2 separate regions of the Homo sapiens genome follow, and region 2 is linked to region 1. The links are chromatin contacts, found by Hi-C in ENCODE. All regions are on one chromosome and are shown on one strand. Each heading gives the region's core, a stretch centred on a gene start or an enhancer-like site at or near the end of the contact. The rest is flanking DNA. Distances are from core to core; before and after follow the strand shown.

Evidence for each region. A loop is a pair of places that touch in the nucleus more often than their neighbours do. Pooled maps may share reads with other maps.
Region 2: a loop to region 1 is called in a map of CD4-positive, alpha-beta T cell, with 9 times the contacts of the local background. The contact joins the promoter of LSS here to the promoter of POFUT2 in region 1. A Hi-C loop is called at or near these places in 1 of 168 maps with a recorded cell type or tissue (CD4-positive, alpha-beta T cell), 6 of 37 single-sample maps with no recorded cell type and 9 of 50 pooled maps.

What each region holds. Positions count from the first base shown.
Region 1 is chr21:45,283,540-45,289,878 of GRCh38, reverse strand. It overlaps POFUT2 (protein O-fucosyltransferase 2), which reads left to right and starts at 1,984. Exons shown (of 9, transcript NM_133635.6): 1 at 1,984-2,138; 2 at 3,951-4,201. The coding sequence starts at 2,008. LINC00205 (long intergenic non-protein coding RNA 205) reads right to left here and starts at 1,827. Exons shown (of 3, transcript NR_026943.1): 1 at 1,635-1,827; 2 at 441-528. RefSeq lists an enhancer at 643-1,373 and a silencer at 1,528-2,057.
Region 2 is chr21:46,225,329-46,231,703 of GRCh38, reverse strand. It overlaps LSS (lanosterol synthase), which reads left to right and starts at 2,930. Exons shown (of 22, transcript NM_002340.6): 1 at 2,930-2,972; 2 at 3,105-3,270; 3 at 4,014-4,152. The coding sequence starts at 2,959. MCM3AP-AS1 (MCM3AP antisense RNA 1) reads right to left here and starts at 2,473. Exons shown (of 4, transcript NR_110565.1): 1 at 2,438-2,473; 2 at 1,177-1,377. RefSeq lists silencers at 2,126-2,565, 2,626-2,885, 2,896-3,065, 3,126-3,175 and enhancers at 2,595-2,889, 3,606-3,675.

The sequences.
Region 1 (6,339 bases), core at 735-3,234:
TGACAGCAGACTCCATAGCAGCAAGACACCAAGTTCCAATCTGACGCTGGTATAGCATCACGTGACAACAGGCCCTCAAAGTATCAATGTATTTTACCCCAAAATATATCTCTTTGACAAATTTTGAAATGGCCCCGCAAAGCGGTGTCTTGTGGGGAAATTCATATTCTGTAGACTCCCCTTCCCTTTCCAGCTCTTTTTCTGATCCTGAGGAGACTGGCTGAGAGTCTAGTGCCTTTTGAAGGTCTGAATAGGAAACATTTGCCATGTATTGCCTCTGAGGGCGGACACCTATGAGATTTCATCCACATAATAAGGACCTCGGTCTCCACAGCCCCTTCTCTTAACCCAGACACTCCTTTCTATTGATTCCAAGCCTTCAGATAGTAACTTCTTTCAACCAACTGCCAATCAGAAACATCTTTGAATCCACCTATTACCTGGAGGCCTTTCCACTTGGAGTCGTCCTGACTTTCTGGATCAATCCAATGCACACCTCACATGTACTGACTGATGTCTTATGTCTCCCTGAAATGAATAAAACCAAGCAGTAAAACAACCGCCTTGGGCCAAGTTCTCAGGACGTCCTGAGGCTGTGTCATGGGTCATATTTGGCTCAGAATAAATCTCTTCAAGTATTTTACAAAGTTTGGCTTTTTTTGTAAACAATAGGCAGATATAAATTCCATTTGCTAATTTTTTTAAATGCTGTGTCTTGGTTCATGAAAGACATTGGTCTGTGGTTCTACTGTCTGGTGATGTCTGACTTTGCTATCAAGGCAATGCTGGCCCATACATCGAGCAGGGAAGTGCCCCTCCTCGTCCATCGTCTGAGTGGCTGGATTCCTATTATTTCTTCTCTAAGTAGGATTCACCAGCTTGGCCCTCTGGGCCTGGAATTTTCTGTGTGAGAAAATTTGATAACAAATTGATCTCAAATTTAACAGATAATAAGCATTAGTATTTTCTTTTTTGGTAACTGGCATCCTTCAAGAAATTCGTCCAATTATACCGTTTTGGGGGCTGCCTGCACTAGAGTCAGCGTGGCGTCCCCTCAGAAGGCCGGGTTTGCCAGCGCCGCGCCCCAAGCCAGGTCGGTCGGCCAGTGCTGGTGCCCTCGGGGAACAGCGGGAGCTGCCTGGAGGCTGCGGGGAGCGGCGGCGGCGGGCACGCACCTGGCTCCCGAAACCAGACCTTTAATAACGCCTCGCAGAAGGGGCGGGGTGGGAGGTTGGCAGCGCAGGGGCGGCAGCCCCGGATCCCCCCAGGTCTCCAGATCACCCCATCGAGCCCCGCGCCCTAGCAGCACAGTCCCTCCAGGGCTCCTTGGAGGGCCAGGCCTCAGCCCGGGTGCCCCCTCGCCGGGGCTCCAGGGTTGGGGGCACCCAGGAGGCCGCAGGTGTGGAGCTCGACGGCGCCCCCCGACTAGAAACCCAGGCTCTCATGCGCGGCTCCCGCCCCGACCCCAGCTCCAGAGGGGCGAGAGCACCCGGCGCCGACCCCGTCTACGGACCCCCTCCTCCGCCCCGCCCCCGCCGTCCAGCCCTCCCGCCCCTACCAGCCCCGGGCCTCCTCCCCACGGACCCGCCCCGCGCCACCAGCCGTCAGCCCTCCCGGCCCCCAGTCTCGCGTACCCTCCCCACTGGCCTGCAGGGTCCACCGACTTCCCGACCCCGGGACCTCCCGACCCCCGGACCTCCCGGCCTCGCGGACCCTCAGGAGCCCCTGCGTGGGCTGCGCCAGGGCGCCCGCGACAGCACCGCCGCGAACCACAGCCACGGCCTCCGGGTCTGCAATGGAACCTCTAGCCGCTGCGGTCAGGAGGGCGGAGACTCTGCGCACGCGCAGTTCCCCCTCCCGCCCCTGCTTGCCGGTGATGGCGCATAACGCATGCGCGGGGAGGGCGGAGCTGGGCGTTGCCGTGGCTACTGGGAACGCATTTCACGGGGGCGGGGCGTGGTTCCGGGGCGGGGCGCGGCCGCCGGAAGTGCGTGGCCGCCCGGGGCCATGGCGACACTCAGCTTCGTCTTCCTGCTGCTGGGGGCAGTGTCCTGGCCTCCGGCTTCTGCCTCCGGCCAGGAGTTCTGGCCCGGACAATCGGCGGCCGATATTCTGTCGGGGGCGGCTTCCCGCAGACGGTAAACGCGCGTCCACGGTGCCAACGCTGGGGTTCCAGGACCGGGCAGGGTCAGAGGATGGGATGGGGGCGGGGCGGGGTCAGGGGCCAGGGAGATGGGATGGGGTCAGGGGCAGGCCCACGGGATGGAGGGTGGTCCGGGGCCAGGGAGATGGAATGGAGCGGAGTTATGGGGCAGGGGCCAGGGGGATGGGATGGAGCGGGGTCAGGGGGCAGGGGTCAGGGGAATGGGATGGGGTCAGGGTTCTGGGGCAAGGAATGTGGCGGAGTAAGGGGCCAGGGTGATGGTATAGGGGCAGGGGGCAGGGGCCAGGAGGGATGGGATGGGGGCGGGGCAGGGATCAGGGCGATGGGATGGGATGGGGGCGGGGCAGGGGCCAGGGTGATGGGATGGGATGGGGGCGGGGCAGGGGCTAGGGCCAGGAGGGGTGGGATGGGATGGGGGCAGGAACGGGGGCCCGAGGGATGGGATGGGGGCGGGGCGGGAGCCGGGGCCAAGAAGGATGGGACGGGGACGGGACAGGGGCAGGGGCAGGGGCAGGGGCCGGGGCCGGGCTGGAGTCTGGGGGATGGGATGGGGCGGGGGCTGGGGGCAGGGTCGGGCCAGCGGGTTGGCTGTAGTCGAGGCTGCGTCACTGCGGCCCGGGTCTGCAGGCGGGGTCGTCTGCGAGGCCCGGGGCGCAGCCTCGGGAGCCCAGGAAGGGGGCCGGGTTGCTCAGGCTGAGCGTGGGCTGGCTCCGGAGGCCCCTGCAAGTGACACGGGTCCAGGCCTGGGTGTGCGGAGCCGGGAGTCAGTGCCGGGCGGGCGCTCCGCAGTGAATTCTCAGGGCCAAGACGAGCTTCGCGGCCGCCCTGTGGCTGTGGGATCTCCAAGCGGACCCCGGGAGGGGCCTGGACGCAGAGGTGTGCACGGCCCCTCGTGGCGTTCGCAGGCCTGGGCGCTGCACGCAGCTTCACTCGCGACGATGGGAGTATGGAAAACCAGCGCAGAGCAGGGAAAGGAGAGCGCCAGGGACAGGGTTTCTGTAGCCCTTGGGGACTTGTCTGTGCCTTGGGGACTTGTCTGTGCCTTGGGGCGCTTTGTGTCCTTCCTCTAGGGCAGTGATCTTAAAGTGTGTCCTGGATCTCTGAGCTTTTGTAGCCGTTTTAATAGTAGTACCAGAGTATTATACGCCTTTTTCACTTCTCATGAATGCACTGTGGAGTTTTCCTAGAAACCACTTGATCTGTGATGTCACAACAGATTGAATGCAGAAACGGGTATGGGAATCCAGCTGTCACCAAACCCAAAAGAGATTTGCAAAAATTAAGAACATCATCACAGTTCTTCTAATTCATTTTTTAAAATACACTTATTTTTTATTTAAATATGTGGTTTTTGTTAACATGTAATGGCTTCTTATTTTTAGCTGAATTAAATACTTGTAGCTTTAACGTCTAACATAGGACGTATCAATAGACATAGTGCACATAACCAGCCGTCAGTCATTGTTTCCAGTGTAAAGGGGTCTTTAAACCAAACAGTTTGAGAACCATGTGGGTACTGATTCTTGGGTTCCAGTCACTGGGATTCCTCTGCCTTAGTGTTGAACTATTGCTAATTGTTAAAACGATGTTAGCATGTCTGCTGCTTCTGCTTACAGGCTCCGTAAGTAACTGGTCATAGAGAAACAGGCCACTCACTGCCTTCACAAACTAGGAACCATTGTTAAGTGCCTAGAGTCGGGCCACGCGCTGAGACTTGTGAGCAGTCGGGTTTTCCGTGCAGAAACCTCAGCATTTGAGACCTGTGGTCCTCCTTCTCCCTGCTCAGGTATCTTCTGTATGACGTCAACCCCCCGGAAGGCTTCAACCTGCGCAGGGATGTCTATATCCGAATCGCCTCTCTCCTGAAGACTCTGCTGAAGACGGAGGAGTGGGTGCTTGTCCTGCCTCCATGGGGCCGCCTCTATCACTGGCAGAGTCCTGACATCCACCAGGTCCGGATTCCCTGGTCTGAGTTTTTTGATCTTCCAAGTCTCAATAAAAACATCCCCGTCATCGAGTATGAGCAGTTCATCGCAGGTGAGGCCGAGCGGCACGCTGGGAGGCCGTGGTTGCTTAACTGGGGCCAGGCAGTCATTTCTAAGGTAGACATCAGGTTGGGCTTACGATTGCATCCAGCCTCACCAGCATCCTCCAGTGCCCAGTGCTGCTGCCTGAGGCCTGTGGCAGCACCTCCTCCGTTCAGGAGCACAGTCCCTTTCCCACGCTGCAGTGAGCTTCCCAAAATGTTTCTCGGAAATGGACCTGAAGTGGATGAGCTTTGTGCCCCCTCAGTTAGAGCCGCCCTTACACCCTAAGAAAGCGGCCACCCCTGGGTGTTATAGTGACAGGACTCGGCTCCCTGTGCGAAAGGCTGTTTTACGTTCAGGAAGACGCACTGCGTGTGGAGTATGCTTCGTGGTGTCTCAGTGCAGCGCCAGGGATAAAGGTCTGTCTCGTTTAATTTTGTGTTGCTTAATCTTTTCAGTTAATTTTAAGAGAAGAATTAAAGCTCTTCTTAGAATGAAGGTATTTAGAGCTTTTTGTGTTGCGTTGTTTGGAAGAGATAAAGGTAAGTGATGCTTTGCTGCTGCACTTGAGAGGCCTTGAAGACGAATGAGTTAGTTTTGAGTCAGGCTCCTGCTTTCCAGCATCTGTTGAGTTCTTACTCGACAGCCACTCTCGGGGCTTAGAGACCTTTGCTCCCTGCCAAGGAGTGTGGCTCCCGTGTCATCATTTTTCAAGGATGTGGTTCTCGTTGCACCCTAGATCTTGTCACTCTGAAATGTTTTCTGTGTCAAGGTCAGTCTTGTGAGTGCTAGGGGCATGCAACAACAGGCGGTAACCTCCAACATCCTTGTTGATACCAAGTCAGAAAGTCTGCTGCTTGTAAAAAGCATTCCTGGAGTGCGTCCTTTCCTGAGTTGACTTTAAAATTTGCTTGTGAGTCCTGGAAGATGAAAGCTGTGGTTGGGTATTGGGTCTAACTAGCAGCCAGCCCTCGGTCTGAACATTGGGTTATAGGAACCCAGAGATGCTATCCTTACCTCCCTTTGGTACCAGTGGGTTTCCTGACAGGGAAGCGGACAGGTCTGGGCCTTGGGCATCCAAGTGCTTGGGAAGGTCTGGGAAGACAGATGCTGTGTAATGAGCTTCTGAGGCACATATGCTGGTCTCACGCTTACCTGCCATCCACCAGCCTGGGGCTTTGCTGAGCTGTTTCCTCGCCTGTGAGGTGGGGAAGGAACTGGGTGCCTGTCCTAGGGCGAGGCTGCCAAGAGACTGCACACGGTGAGCTCCTGATGTGGCTGACATAGCGCCCAGCGTGCAGGATCTTCACCACCTCCCACTAGCCTAAAAGAAGCCCCCGCAGCTGTGGCCTCAGGCCCTTAGGCCACGCAGCCCTTAGCCCCCAGTCATGAGTGAGCAAAAAGGATACCAGAACTTCACCTTCGCGATGCTCCCTCCCGCTTTGTTCCTGCCCCAGAACTTCACCTGCGCGATGCTCCCTCCCGCTTTGTTCCTGCCCCAGAATTTCACCTGCGCGGTGCTCCCTCCCGCTTTGTTCCTGCCCCAGAACTTCACCTGCGCGGTGCTCCCTCCCGCTTTATTCCTGCTGCCTTTGAGCAGATCTTAATTGCTGACCTCTTGGGCGTCACAGTGCCACCTTCTTGGTGCGGGTCGGGCCGTGGGTAAGAGGCACGACTCCTGCTCACCTGAGCCTCTGTCCCCGGGGGAGGCAGGACACCAGTGCAGTAGATGGTGGCCGAGGGGGTGAGGAGCGCTGTGGGAAACCAGGGGGGTAGGGGACAGTGGCCTCACAGAGGGCCGGAGGGCGAGCCCCCAAGGGGAGTGGTCCTGGCAGGGAACAGCCTGGACCACGGCGTGAGGGCCGGATGGGCTCACACGGGCCCCTGTGAGGATGGGGCCTGCTGCAGCCAGGCAGGGGTAGGGCCGGGGAATCGGGTACCAGCTCCACACCACCCCCCGCCAGCTGCAGTTGCACGCTGATGGCCCTGTGCCCTCATGGCATGTGCTCTGCCCTGTCTCTGCTTTTGTGAGCCTCCTACACTCCCTTTGGGAATAGGGTGGTGTACAGTAGTAAGAGTCAGCTGCTGGTGACTGATGCATGCCCGTAAGTGAGCTTCTGATCGCTGTCACACTGCCTGGCTTTTCTT
Region 2 (6,375 bases), core at 1,681-4,180, 940 kb before region 1:
CAGTCTGCCATGTTTAACTGAAAATTTCTTTCAAAATTCTGCCATTAGGCTTTTCCCCCCATGTCTCTTTAGATAGCTCTTGTCAGTCACCAATACATTGTTTTGTTGCATCCAATAATAAATTCTGTCTTCATTTTGCAATCCCTTCAAAGCCTCAGCAAAGATCACCATGTCTTCACTTATATTATGACTTCATATTCCTCTGGTTTTCCTCCTCTCTCTGGCCATTCCTCTATACTGGAAAAGGTCGGTGCCCCAGGGCTCATTCTAGAACTTCTCTTTTTTATGTGCATTTCCTAATTCATCTTGTCCAATCTCATGATTTCAAATACTACCTGAAAGCAAATGACTCCCAAATTCCTATCTCTAGCATTATGTTCTCTCCTGAATGCCAGCCTACTCAATATTTCACTTGAATGTCTAATAAGCATCTCTAGTATAACTTGTCCCCACTTTAATCTGAATTTTCCAATCAAACTTTCCCTATTTTAGGCCAGGTGTGGTGGCTCATGCCTATAATCCCAACACTTTGGGAGGCTGAAGTGGGAGGATTCCTTGTGGCCAGGAGTTTGAGACCATCCTGGGCAACATAGCGAGACCCCGTGTCTCTACCAAACTTTAAAAAAATCAGCCAGGTGTGGTGGCACACGCCTGTAGTCCCAGCTATTCAGGAGGCTGAGCCCGGAAGATCACTTAGCCCTGGAATTTGAGGCTGCAGTGAGCTAATGATTGTGCCACTGCATTCCCACCTGGGTGACAGACTGAGATCCTGTCACTAAATAAATAAAAGACACCTCTATTTTAGTAAATGACCACCACCATATACCCAGTTGTTGAGGCCAAAATCCTCAGAGCCTTCTGTATCTGGCTTAATGAATAAGCTGGATGCAGTAGTATGTAAGCAGATAGGAACAGTGTTTTTTCTCATGACTGCCCCTAGAAGCTTAACTGTGTCAATTCTCAGACGTAGTTTACAGCTTTTTCTTTTCTTTCAGACATTAAAAAGAGCGGATTATTTTACTCATAAAAAGTCCAGTCCATTAAGATATCAAAACTCAAACTCTTATCCAGTTGAAACCTCTTCCCTCACCTAGCTTTGCCAGGTTCAGTGTGAGATTCCATCCAGGCTGAAGCCCCTTATCCCTATTCTTCATGTTTCTACATGGAGGAACTTACCTGGAGAAAAACTTCCAGCCTCTTTCTGCTTCCAGAGAAGTAGAGTGACTCATTTGATTGAATTTCAGAGAACAGATAGGGTGGAGTGTGCTCAGGCTCCTCTGGGTACTCTTTCTGGGGTCTGTGGGTTGACTGGAGGGGTGTCTTCTGGTGGGCACTCAATTGCATAGTGCTTGGTGAGGCAGTTTCATGGCCTAGAGGCTGGGGGATATGTTTGTCTGACTTAACGGGTGATTTAGTAGCTTGCCCTCTTGCTTGCAGATTTAAGCCTTGTCCTTCAAGCTAGGTTTTTAATTTGTGGCAAAGCTGATATTTTGATACCCACCCATCTTATTGCTGTGTCTTTTTCATCCGTTTCTGAACTGGGATAGGAAGAGGTGATTATCCTTGATTGTCTAAAACCCCGCTATTCCACTGTGGGGAAGGTGCCTGTGGGTATTCTTTTGTCCACTCTCTCTTCCAACTTTCTCCTCCGGCTTGCTGTGGCTCACCGCCCCTTCGAAGTTAGGCTGGGGGTAGGAATTGAGGAGTGGGTGCCGAAATGCTCACTAGGCTGGGGCAGTTGTAACTGGATGTCAGGGCTTCTGTGGGCCAGGTGAAGACATGCTGGGGTCTTCTGTGGGTCCTTGACCTGACTTACGGACCACTGGCTGCAGCCTCCAGACGTCAGCCATGTTTCCAACAGTCAGACGCCCCCTGCCCTGTTGCGCCCGGCTGTCCCTTCCAAGTTCGGTCACTCGCTCTGCCTCCATCTTCCTCTTCCCTCTGCTGCTAAGGCTTTTCACCTTTAATTTCTCCTGGGGCCACCCCCAACTCCAGCGACCCCGTGAGCAGCTGAGGCTCTACCGCGCTCGGTCCTGGCCAGCGACGCAGCCCTTCCCTGGCGGGGCTCCAGGGCTTCTGGCCCCTGTGGTCCGCCAGGTGTGGGGGCCCACGGCCTCACCGCGCCTACCCCACTCCCCCCGGCGAAGCTACGCGGCGCTCAGCTTCCCAGGGACGCCGGCGGCGCCCTCGGCTCCTCCGCTCCGCCCCGCCCTCCCCCTGGTCTCGCACTGGAGCCGACGGCCCGCGCCCACCTCACCTCAGGGCGGCCTCCCGCCCCCACCCCCGGCCCCGGCGTCCGGGCAAATCCTGCAGCGCGAGAGCAATTCCCTGCCACCCGACCTTCGCACTCGCTGTCGCTCGCTCGAGCCTCGCTCCCCACGTCCTTCCTTCCGACCCGCGGCTGGACCCTCCTCACAAATTTCTCAGAGAGGCTCACCTCAAAGCGCGGCGCACGAGGCCGGGCTCCCGGGACGCAAGCCTCTAGAGGGCGCGCGAGAGGCCCCGCCCCCGCCCTTCGGCCCCACCCACCAGCCCCGCCCCCACCCGCACCCACCAGGCCCCGCCCCCACCTCCCCACCCACCAGCCCCGCCCCCACCTCCCCACCCACCAGCCCCGCCCCTCATGCCCCGCCAATAAGGCCCCACCCGCCTCCCCCGTCCCGTCGCCTTCACCCACCATCCCCGCTCCCTCAGGCCCCGCCCCACGCCGCATGGGGCACCAAGCGCTCCACCACTGTGGTCGCCTGGCACACCCCGGGGTCACGCTCGCGGCGCTCTGATTGGTTGCGTGGGCGTCGGCCCACCTAAGCCTGAGCGCCTGCCGAGGCCTGCGCCTGCGTAGTGCGCGCGGGAGGGGCGGGAGGGGCGGGAGGGGCGGGAGGGGCGGGGCTGGGCGGCAGGTCCCGGGTGCGGACATCTGGCAGCTGGCAGTGGGCGGCGTAGAGCACTGCAGCAGCAATGACGGAGGGCACGTGAGTCCCCTCGCCCCGGGCTCCTGACGAATGCGGGGTGGTCCTAGGTGCTGAGGAGAGCGCGACTGGGGCAGTGGGCCGGCGGCCGGCGTTGGGGCGGGGCCTGGGTCGCTGATGGCCGGTGGTCCTCAGGTGTCTGCGGCGCCGAGGGGGCCCCTACAAGACCGAGCCCGCCACCGACCTCGGCCGCTGGCGACTCAACTGCGAGAGGGGCCGGCAGACGTGGACCTACCTGCAGGACGAGCGCGCCGGCCGCGAGCAGACCGGCCTGGAAGCCTACGCCCTGGGGCTGGACACCGTAAGTTGCTTCCGCGGAGCGTCAGCGAGCTCGGGACCCTGAGGGGTGAGCCGTGAGGAGCACGTTTTCTCTCAGAAAGGCGGGTGGGAGGACCCGGCCAGCGACGCCCATCCCCAAGGCGAGCGCCCACGGGAACTGCGTTCGCGGGCCCCTCCGCTTCAGCCCCTTCATCTCTAAACCACGCATAGGAGACTCCTAATGTTTTATTTTTTAGCACCTTATTTTGAGATAATTTTTGACTTATAGGAGAGTTGCAAAGATAGTTGTAACTTTGTTTTTATTCACAAAAAGTGTTTGGATCCACTGTCTTAGTTGTGTGCATTGTAAGAGATTTTGGTCGTCAGAGTCTGCAGTGTAAACAGGGTCTCCTGCCGAGCCCCGGCCACCGAGGGAAAGGCTGTGCCGCCCCTTGGGCCCTCTTTGAGAGGCCCGAGTCCCAGGCCCAGGTCGGCACCCGTGCCCCACCCTACAGTCTGGGTGCCTGGTTTATTCCAGACATCTTGGAGAAGTTGTGAAGAATACATGACTGGCAAATAAAGCAACGAAAATGTGCAGCTGTTCTTTTACTTTGCTGAGGTGTGATGCTCTCATCAAAGAGTTTCAGACTTTTGATGGAAACAGCTGAAACTTTTAAAGTAATTTACATTCACTGTTTTGACTTGGGCTGTATGTGAAGAGGGTTCCTCTGGCCGGGCAACAGTCCCGTCAGCTATCTCTTTTTTTTTTTTTCGATCTCTTTGCAGAAGAATTACTTTAAGGACTTGCCCAAAGCCCACACCGCCTTTGAGGGGGCTCTGAACGGGATGACATTTTACGTGGGGCTGCAGGCTGAGGATGGGCACTGGACGGGTGATTATGGTGGCCCACTTTTCCTCCTGCCAGGTAGGAGTATGCTGCCCCAGCCTGATGGTATGGCCACCCTGGATCACCCTTGGGATCCTGGCCCAGCCTGGTCTAGGGTTTTGATGAAGCAGGTGAAAATCCAGGGGCTCACAAGAAAAGGGCTGGCAAACTCTGCCCTATGTCAGAGTCGTCCTGCTATTGGTCTAGGGGATCAGCTAGCCTTGCCAGTGTAGGGTGACAGGCTCTCTGATAAGAGAAGCAAGTGGTTCTCTAGGGCTCTGTGTTGCCTTGAGGGAGGAGGAAGGTGGGCTTTGAAGTCTCAGTACAGGATGGGATGGACATTCCAGGTGGAAGGCCCAGCCTATGCCAAGGGGCTGTAGGTGGGCAGAGTGGTGGGTGGGGAGCTGATATCTGCTGTGAACTTCCTCGGGGCTATTGCAGGAGAGCTTCAGGTTCAGGCTGGTGAGTAGGAGGAGCATAGCAGTTGGACTGCCTGGGTATTGAACTGATTTGGCTACACAAGACTATTTTGCATCCTGGGAGTGTTTCTCTACAGAAATCCTCAGCCTTGTAAAATGGGAAATTCCCTCCTATGAATTTATGCAATAGGACTTTTTTCCCTAGTGACTTGTAATCACATTGTTTCAATGACGTGAATTCCTACATAAATAGGTTTTGTTTCTGTGATAACTCTTACTGATACATCATTTTCTTTTACTACGCTGACTTTGTAATAGATAGAAAGTCCTTATATACCTTTGTTGCCTTTCTTTTTAAAACATCTCTTACCTGTGTCTATTCATTTACTCATCCAAATTGCCTTTATCCTGATTTTGTCCCAGACTTGAAATGAAGTTGCAATAGGCTTATATGTTAGTTTGGGAAGAGTTGGCCTTTAACGTTAAAAACAGTTCCATGGTGTTTACTGTAGGCCAAGCCCTGCTCAAGGCCTGTTCTTCTTTTAGTCCTTAGAATAAGCCTAATGAGATACATTAGAAAGCTGAGGCACATTTATTCCAGGTAACCAGACTAGCAGGAGGAGCACTGGGATCCCCATCTCTGCTTTGACTTCTAGCCCTGCTGCCACCTGGACTGTACAGCATTGAGTTTTTCTGTCCTGGGATTTGAGGGCCTGTCCTTAGGGGAAGTCAAGGTGCTCTTCTTCCCTTGGCCCCATCAGGGCCTGTTTAGACTGTTCTCAGGGCTCGTGGTAAGGCAATGACATAGAGTTGGTCAGGAGATGGGTCAGCCCCACTTTGCCTCTGTAGCCTGACCTGTGACAGGATTGGAATCAGGTTTGGTCATGTGCACAGTGTCAGGCATGCAGTGGTGCTTGGTCAGTGGGGATTACTGTGTTGTTTGTTCTTGCTGCTTTGGCTCTGGGCTTAGCTGGCTGGGACCCTTCCTGTGGGCTGGCTGTGAGTTGGAGTTTTTTTGTATTTTTTTTTTTTTTTTGAGACAGCGTTCGCTCTTGTTCCCCAGGCTGGAGTGCAATGGCACAATTTTGGCTCGTTGCAGCCTCTGCCTCCTGGGTCCAAGTGATTCTCCTGCCTCAGCCTCCTGTAGGGTCCAGCCCCACAGGGTCGGTAGGTTTTTCTCCCTGTGTGCGGAGATGAGAGATTGTAGAAATAAAGACACAAGACAGAGAGATGAAAGAAAAGACAGCTGGGCCCGGGGGACCACTACCACCAAGACGTGGAAACCGGTAGTGGCCCTGAATGCCAGGCTGCGCTGATATTTATTGGATACAAGACAAAGGGGCAGGGTAAGGAGTGTGAGCCATCTCCAATGATAGGTAAGGTCACATGGGTCACGTGTCCACTGGACAGTGGGCTCTTCCCTGCCTGGCAGCCGAGGCAGAGAGTGGGAGAGAGAGAGAGAGAGACAGCTTATGCCATTATTTCTGCATATCAGAGACTTTTAGTACTTTCACTAATTTTGCTACTGTTATCTAAAAGGCAGAGCCAGGTGTACAGGGTGGAACATGAAAGTGGACTAGGAGCGTGACCACTGAAGCACAGCATCACAGGGAGATGGTTAGGCCTCCGGATAACTGCGGGTGGGCCTGACTGATGTCAGGCCGTCCACAAGAGGTGGAGGAGTAGAGTCTTCTCTAAACTCCCCCGGGGAAAGGGAGATTCCCTTTCCCGGTATGCTAAGTAGCGGGTGTTTTTCCTTGACACTGACGCTACCGCTAGACCACGGTTGGGTCCGCTTGGCAACGGGCCTCTTCCCAGATGCTGGCGTTACCGCTAGACCAAG